2 separate regions of the Homo sapiens genome follow, and region 2 is linked to region 1. Evidence: read pairs that join two places in POLR2A ChIA-PET (ENCODE). Cell type or tissue: A673. All regions are shown on one strand. Each heading gives the region's core, and the rest is flanking DNA. Links, peaks and the distances in the headings are about the cores only.

Evidence for each region. ChIA-PET counts read pairs that join two places held together with the same protein. Peaks named below come from ENCODE experiments on the same cell type or tissue, not always from the same donor. Only the 100,000 strongest peaks of a DNase experiment are listed, where the experiment ranks them.
Region 2: POLR2A ChIA-PET joins it to region 1 with 6 read pairs; 3 of 35 experiments call an interaction of 5 or more read pairs at or near these places.

The regions. Positions count from the first base shown.
Region 1 is chr14:60,661,290-60,665,692 of GRCh38, forward strand. No RefSeq gene overlaps it. Among named protein-coding and RNA genes, the nearest start is that of SIX1, 14 kb to the left of the region's middle. In A673, for the core only: no CTCF peak of the experiment used is centred there; a DNase peak (open chromatin) is centred at 1,872.
Region 2 is chr14:60,755,245-60,759,647 of GRCh38, forward strand. All of the region lies in intron 1 of MNAT1 (MNAT1 component of CDK activating kinase), which reads left to right. Among named protein-coding and RNA genes, the nearest start is that of MNAT1, 23 kb to the left of the region's middle. In A673, for the core only: no CTCF peak of the experiment used is centred there; a DNase peak (open chromatin) is centred at 2,507; H3K27ac peaks cover 3,110 bases.

The sequences.
Region 1 (4,403 bases), core at 285-4,284:
TCCAGTTTTTTCTTTTTTCATAAAGGTTACATATCTTGTGCTTATAAAATTAACTTTAAAAATAACACAACAATGTATGCTAATCGGTTTCAAACAAGTAGACTCAATGATACTTTGAAATCCTTTTTCCTACTCTGCAAATCGAAAATATTGGAACAATCTTTAAACATTCTCTTGAGCCAACTAGGGGTTCCTCATTACTAAAGAATTTAATGATGGCGATATGCAGATAGGTGTTGGTTTTGCTTTGTGTCTAATCAGATTCTCAAAAATCCTTAATTTTGAATGAGCAAAATTTTAAAATAACAGTTTTGCATAATTGCAACTGAAACTATAAATGGGAAGGATGATTTTTACAACCAAATGACATCAAGTAAATAATTTATTTCTAATCACTTTGCTACATTAGGGTTTACTGCTAATGAGCTAGTGGACTTTGTGATACTTTAGCTAACCCAAGGCACTTGAGGCTTTGATGACCCAAATGGTTTAGTAAGTTCAATCAATCTAGTCAATAGAAAGTGAAGATAAAGATGCACGCTGTGGTCTTAGGGAGTGCAAGTGCATGCATATGTGTGTGTGCATGTGTGTTTGGGAGGGAGATTATGTTGCTTTTTCAATTTTAAAGTTCCCCAAATACTCCAGGAAAATTTATGAGCAGATTGCATCACTCTAGTAAGCCTGAAAAAACAAGAAGTGAAATACTTCAAGAGGCAGATTCATTAATGATAGGTTAATAACTCATTAACAGCCTATACAAGGAATAGTAATAATTTTTTTTCTTTTTTCTTTCTTTTTTTTTTTTTTTTTTTTTGAGGAGTCTCACTCTGTAACCCAGGCTGGAGTGCAATGACACGATCTCAGCCTCACTGCAACCTCCGCCTCCCAGGTTCAAGCGATTCTCCTGCCTCAGCCTCCCAAGTAGCTGGGATTACAGGTGCCTGCCACCATGCCCAGCTAATTTTTGTATTTTTAGAAGAGACCAGGTTTCACTATATTGGTCAGGCTGGTCTTGAACTCCTAACCTCAGGTGATCCACCCACCTCAGCCTCTCAATGTTCTGGGATTATAGGTGTGAGCCACTGCACACAGCCCAATTTTCATTTCTTTTACCATACCTCATTCAAGAACATGTAATATTTTACAAGCCTGATCTCATCCATCTCAAAATTTTGGGAAATATCATCCTTATTACAAACAGTGATTATCTCTATTACAAAAACATAGCAAGAGCTGGGCACAGTGACTCAAGCCTGTAATGCCAACACTTTAGGAGGCTGAGATGGGAGGATCACTTGAGCCCAGGAGTTCAAGACCAGCCTGGGAAACATAGTGAGACCCTGTCTCTACAAAAAAATTTTAAAAGCCGGGCATGGTGATATGTGTCTCTGGTCCCAGTTACTGCAGAGGCTGTAGCCAGAGGATTACTTGAGCCCAGGAGTTTGAGGCTATAGCGAGCTATGATTGTACCACTGCACTTCAGCCTGGGCAACAGAGCAAGACCCTGTTTAAAAAAAAAAATCCAAAACACCGTGGCAGAGAGGTCGCATAATTTGCTTAAGGTAATATAATTCAGAGGCAGTTTGGGGGCAAGAGCTATAAATCCCAGATCCTTCCCAATTTATTTAAAAGGCAATTTTTCGCAAAGAGGTCAGTGATTAAAGTGACTTGGATTTAGTGAGTTTTTGTAAAATATTTTTCTCCTCTATAATTCAGGGTCAAGATTTGTGAGAAATTTGATAAATGTCTTTAAATTACCAAGAAAAACGATGTAACATGAAGTGGCATCAGCCCACCTAGATCTGGTAGTTCTTCCATTCTGTCTGGAAGTAAGCCATAGTCTTAGTTGGTACAAATGTCATGTGGGAGGAGACATACAGATTACAGAACCATGAGGTAATTACTACAGCTTAACTGTCCCACACAGAAGCTATTAAGTGATCATAAACAGAGTTACAATAGAATACACATTCTATGACAAGATTTGGCCTGTACTTTTAATGCTTACAATTCTTTCTTTGGCTTATTGAGGAGAAGAAATATAAGATACACTAGAAATTAAGAATTTGGTTGATCTTTAGGGCAATGCTTCACAAACTGTAATGTACATGCAATTGACCTGAAGCATTTATAAAATACAGTTTACAGGACCCTGCCCCAAGAGTTTCTGATTCCCTCGGTTTAAAGTGGGACCATGAAATCTGCATTTTAACAAGCACCCCAGATAATTTTTTTTTGAGACAGAGTTTCGCTCTGTTGCCCAGGCTGGAGTGCAATGGCACGATGTCGGCTCACTGCCACCTCCGCCTCCCGGGTTCCAACAATTCGCCAGCCTCAGCCTCCAGAGTAGCTGGGATTACAGGCGCTCGCCACCATGTCCAGCTAAGTTTTGTATTTTTAGTAGAGATGGAGTTTTACCATGTTGGCCAGGCTGGTCTCAAACTTCTGACCTCAGGTGATCCACCCACCTCAGCCTCCCAGAGTGCTGGAATTACAGGCATGAGCCACCGTGCCTGGCCGCACCCCAGATAATTTTGATGCAACTGGTCGGTGGGCTATCCTTTGAGAATAAACATCCACTCTGCCTAAGAGTAGAGCATAACAAATCAGCAGGAATAAAATCTAAACTTCAAATTTTTACCTAATCAAAATTTACTTTTCTTTGTACCATTCTAAAGAGGACTTGTAGATTAGATTTTTGGCAGGATGGGAGGAGAATCTTTGGGTTTCTGAAGAATTTTGTAGGAATTAAAATGTTTCTAACTAGTAATTAGGTATGAAATCATTTGTCCTTTTTAAGTGATTGGTCTTGCTAAATGAGATAGTAGGAAGTGACACCAGATCAGGAGTGACAAGAAAGAAAAACCTCTGAAGAAAATCCAAGCACCGTTGCAAAAATTAAGCAAATCTCATCATCCAATGAACACTGCAGAGTATCCAGTATTGCTAGCTAAATGCCAGCTTAAAAGGCCAAAAATTTTTAAACATCTCTTCATTGTACATGACCCCTGTGGAATACTGTGACTCAATTAGACCTGCCCTCCCTCAAGATTTGCAAGAAATGGAGAAGCTCTGGAGAGTTGTCACAATATGATAAAAGGAGTAGAAAATAGACTGTATGAAGAAGTTAAAAGTGGTTGTCCAGGCTGGGCACAGTGGCTCACGCCTGTAATCCCAGCACTTTGGGAGGCTGAGGCAGGCAGATTACCTGAGGTCTGGAGTTCAAGACCAGCCTGGCCAAAATGGTGAAATCCCGTCTCTACTAAAAACACAAAAATTAGCCAGGCATGGTGGTACGTGCCTGCAGTCCCAGCTACTTGGGAGGCTGAGACAGAAAAATCACATGAGCCCGGGAGTCAGAGGTTGCTGTGAGCAGAGATCACACCACTGCACTCCAGCCTGGGCGACAGAGGGAGACTCCGTCTCAAAAAAAAAAAAAAAAAAAAAGTGGTTTTCTACATTGCAAATAGAGGTCATTTTTTGCTTATAAAGGTTTATAAAGGGTTTTTATAATAAATAACATAAATCACAGCTTCTCATTTATAAAAGATATTAAATACTGAAAAAATTAATAATCATAATTTATAATATTTTCCCTTTAAAGATAACTTGAAAATGAGATAATAGAAACATAGACGCCAGACTCTTTGCTGTTGGAAGAGGCTGAGAAGTCAATTGGCAGTTGAACCTGCCAATCTTAGTAGAATCCTTTAGAAAACATTCTTGATGGGACAGCCCTCAGCTCTGCTTAAACACTTGAATATTGGAGACCTCATTATTTCACATCTGTCTTGCATATTTCAAGACACATCAAAACAAGAAAGATGTGCATGGTGATCATAAAGTCACATGGAACCCATGATCCTGTACAAACTAGATAAAATGTGAGTAACGTGGAGGGGCTCTTCTAATTACTTGTTGGTCAAGTAGAAAATAAACTGTACTAGCTAAACTGCTTTCTCAAGTTTCCATTTTAGGTATTTCTACTGTTTGCCCACTGCCTAGTAGACTGCTGGAGTTCACTATAGGAAAAGTAAATATTGTCATTTCAAATAAAGCACTGTTTATTATATAACAGAACAGAGGCTGCTTTCTATTTTTGAGACTCTGCTAAATTAATTGCGGACAGTAGCCAAAGCAGCTGCCCAGGAGATGGTGTTTTCCAACAGCTGCGGTTCTTAAAGCTAAACTGGGATTCATGTTTGTCTATAATGTGGCATCACATTGTTCTTTTCATCAAATGTATTTGGCTGCTATTGGGATTTCATAAATGCGGGTACCATTTGTACTACTTTACTAGCCCATTTGACTCCTGCATTGAGGACAAATGATAAGCCAAGACAGATAAAGCCAAAGTTGGAGGCTTCCATGAATGAGAGTCAGCCCAAATTCTTCTAAATGAA
Region 2 (4,403 bases), core at 153-4,152, 94 kb after region 1:
GTGATTCTTCTGCCTCAGCCTCCAGAATAGCTGGGACTGCAGGCACGTGCCACCACACCTGGCTACTTTTTGTATTTTTAGTGGAGACGGGGTTTCACCATGTTGGCCAGGATGTTCTTGATCTCCTGACCTCATGATCCACCCGCCCTGGCCTCCCAAAGTGCTGGTATTACAGGCGTGAGCCACTGTGCCTGGCCTAATTTTTTATTTTTTGTAGAGACAGGGTCAGGCTTTGTTGTCCATACTGGTCTTGAACTCTTAGGCTCAAGCCATCCTCCTGCCTCGTCCTCCCAAAGTGTTGGGATTGTAGGCTAGTCACTGCACACAGCCTGGAATTTGTATTCTAAAGTCATGTAAAGCAGAAAATATAGTGAAGATTACCCTTAATATTAAGGATCAGAAATTGTCCATATGGGTAAATAATTTTTCATTAAACCTAGCGCAGCCAGTTTTCCTTCCAGCATAGTAATAAATCAGTATTCCTCACCTGAACAGCAGATGAAGTAATTGGCTCTTGTTTTGGCATTATACTGAAAAGACTTACCTTTAAACACTGTCATATATAGTCCAATAAGATGCTTGTCCTAGGAGAGGCATTGAAACTGAGTGCAACAGAGGGAACAGCAGAGTGACATCTCTCATTTTATGATTACTCTGGGGTATAGAGATAGTCACTGAGAGGAGAGGCTGGGGAAATGGGACCGCTTTCTAAAAATGTATCTCTGTCTCTTTTTGCTGAACATATATAAGTGAATTTGTGTAAGTATGCACATGATGTGATGCCATTGTGTAATGCTTCTGAAACGTAAATACTTGTCTTTTTTTGGGAAATGTAGACTTTTTATTTCTTTCATTATGATGCTTAGATTATTTGATAGCCTATTTAATGGACTATGGGATAAGAAAGATTGAGTTTTGTTAACTTACATATAGCACAATGTGGGAACCTCTGTTCATAACGAGCTGTCTATGTCATTAAGGAAAGTTTCAGTGATAGTACACAACCATACACATTTGTTGAACATATGCATTAAAGACAGAGTTATATTGAAAAAAGTTTAGAATAGAACTTCTGCATTTTGGAGTATGCTACACTTGTCTGGAAAAGTTACTGTCAGATAATGTTTTGTTACTCTTGGAACATGCGTTATTGTACATGAAATTCTGAACTTTTATAGAGTATGAGCTAAGAAGTGCTTTTCCCATTACTAAGGAGGCTGAATATTCAAGAGTGATCATGGAAGAATTTTAAAAAATAGTATATTTTTATACTTCACAGTGTCTTATGGATTGCTTACCATTTAACAGTTAAGCTGGAGGATGGAAAAATCTTGATGTAAGTGGTAGGAACTTCTGCCAACTGGAAATCAATTAAAATGAAAATAAAGCAAGTATAAAGTTTTAGTGTTACTGGGAAGATACCATTTGACTCACAAAGGTGTCATTCATGTGCTCTTTCTGGCTATATACCTGTGGCCTAAAGCTGTGGTCTTTTGGGGATTTAATTATTAATACAGAAATGTGTTTTACAAAATAGAGCCATGTCTATTTTGATGCCATATAGTTTCTTTTTAAAATGTATAAATGCCCTTGCGTTTTTTTGGGCAAAATCAATCATGCTGTCTTGTATTTGGAGGTAAATGACAACAGGATATTCACTTCCAGTTTAAGTAGTAGCCTACAGTTTCTCTTGAATTTAGTTTTTGGCTTGGTTAAACCATTAGTGTATTTGACCTGGACTAGAACTTGATTTTAAGATGTCATCAGCTGTGAGTTCCCAAGTGACTGGCTCTCACATTTCACTGAGAGAGAACAGGCTATTTGACTTGTTAGTTTGAAGAAATCATATGCAACTTTCTGGTACTGCAGAAGTTGTTCAGAAACATAACACAGAGTACTAAGAAGCTAAAAATTTCCTGTTTAAAACTAACGGTGTATGGAGTAATTTATTTTGTGGAATCTGGAGGGATTGGTGTTTGAGATGGAAATACATACTGATCTGACAGTTTCTTACTCTTATTTACCTCTTTCCTCAGTTTTTGGTGATAATTCCAAGTTATATTAATATATAGACTGTATCAAGCCACTATGAAAATTTTATCTAAATGCAGTTCCAGATTTTGCAGTATTTTAGTGCATTTTTTTTTATTGTCCACACACACCCACACACAGGCTAGAATGTTTGACATTTTCTGGTCATCAATTGAGACACTGAAATGTCTTGTTTGATAAAGTTATATTTTGTTTCAAAGATATTTTTAATAGACTGTTCCTAAGCATTTGAACCAAACAGCAGCTATGAGCTTAGGGCTTTAGGGCAAGATTTCCTAGAATATCATTCATGTTACTCCTAGTTTACATCAGAATATAGGAGACAAACTATAATTTAGTTTCAGTTAATACTTTCCAAATTTTTACCCCTGTGGCATTTGTCTGAGAAATACTGATGAGTCACAGAGATTCCCTTTCTGTCCTTAACTAGAACATATGTAGAATAGGAAATAGGAGAAAACTGTTCATGCATTTCCGTGCTTTTAGGTTTTTTTCTGCTCTTGGCAGTGTATTGATTCTGATGCTTTACTTATTTTGTAATTTTTATTTTATGACTTCCTGTGTACAAGGAGTTGATGATGCAAAGTTGAATCAGAGGTAATTTTTGCCCTGAGGTCTCATTGCTAAGTATGGAAGATAGACAAACAAAATGTTACAATACACTACAATAATTGTTATGATGAGTGTTGTTGGAACCATCTAAGGAGCATAATTTAGATGGTAGAGGGCAGTGGGACCAACAAATATACCAGATATTCAAATAAGAAATCTGAGGTCATACTATATGTACTAGGCTTATTTCTAAGCCCTACGAAGTTGTGCCCATAACTGTCTCCTTAATAACTTCCAAATTACAGATTTTATCCTATTCCCCTTGTAGTCTATGTCTTCCTTATCTCTACTTGGACTTTTTTTTTTTTTTCTTTTTGAGGTAGGGTTTTGCTTTGTTGCCCAGGTGAGAGTGCAGTGGCAAGATCATGGCTTCTTGCAGCCTTGACTTCAGGGCTCAAGCAATCCTCTCATGTCAGCCTCCTCAGTAGCAGGAACTACAAGTGTGTGCCACTACACCTGGCTAATTTATCTTTTTGTAGAGACAGAGTCTTACTGTGTTGCCCAGGTTGGTCTCGAACTCCTGGGCTCAAGTGATCCTCCCACCTCAGCCTCCCAAAGTGCTGGGATTACAGGTGTGAGCCACGTTGCCTGGTCCACTTGGACTATTTCAACTGTCTCCTGGCCGAGGACTGCTTCAAGCTTAATTAACATGGATACTGCTTACTACCGCCCACTCCTCCCAACCCTCCAAAAAAAAACCCCCAAATTCAGAAAACAAAACAAAAAATAGTCTTCCCCTTTTAACCATGATACTTCCTGCTTAAACTTCTTTGGTGGTTTCTTGTGTCTTCCACCAATGCTTCTCACATTTTAAAAAGTAACATTAACAATGGAGGAAAACAAATTTGTACCCCTAGTTTGTCTGGAGGTGCAACTAGAAGTGTCGCTTTGAAAGCCCCTTTGAAGTTTTGGTTGACCTTAAAAATGCATGTAAGATTTTAATTTTTTAATATTTTCTGTTAGTATTAAAACAAAAAGTATATGCCTTCCTAATTTTTTATCTCATACCCCTAACCTTTGCATAAAATTGATGTTTTAGGAAGACGCACCACGTTTTCCTCTGGCTTTATGTAATCCCTGACACACAGACCCCACATCATCCTGTAGTTCAGTATTTTCAAACTGTGTTGCCTGAGAGATTTCAAACTGAAACTCTGAGAGATTGTTTGAGGCAGCTGCTCATTGTCATCCCTTAAACTAGAGCAGTCTCCATTTATCTGTTTACATATTAGGTTTCTGGGTAACATTTAGTATGAAGAAAGAGTTCTGTTATTAAAGAAATATAAGCCTGAAAAATGCTACTGTAATATATGCTAAAAATCCAAATTCCTTAGCTTATCATGTAAAGATTTTTCTGGTCTGGTCTCTGCCTATTTTACTTTTCTTTCTTCTCTCTCTCCTCAGCTTCCAGCACCTTTCCTAGAGATTGAAACTTGAAACCTGAGGGTGAAATTAATTTTGTTTGGCCCTGGAGTGTTGGCTTGCACAGCATTTAAATTAAAACAAAACAAAAAATGAATTAGTTGCCAACATGTAAAAATGAGGAGACATCATGTAAAAATTTGGATCTCTCAGTTTTGTTGAAAAACTGCTAGATCTGGTAACATTTTGGCTCCATATTCTCAACAGCATGGAGTTGATGAGTAGCCATCATTAACATGAGATGCATTCTTTAGTTGGCCAGTTTGATGAATGTTGGAAATTGTTGATGCTTTGAATAGAAGGTATACCAATAACCT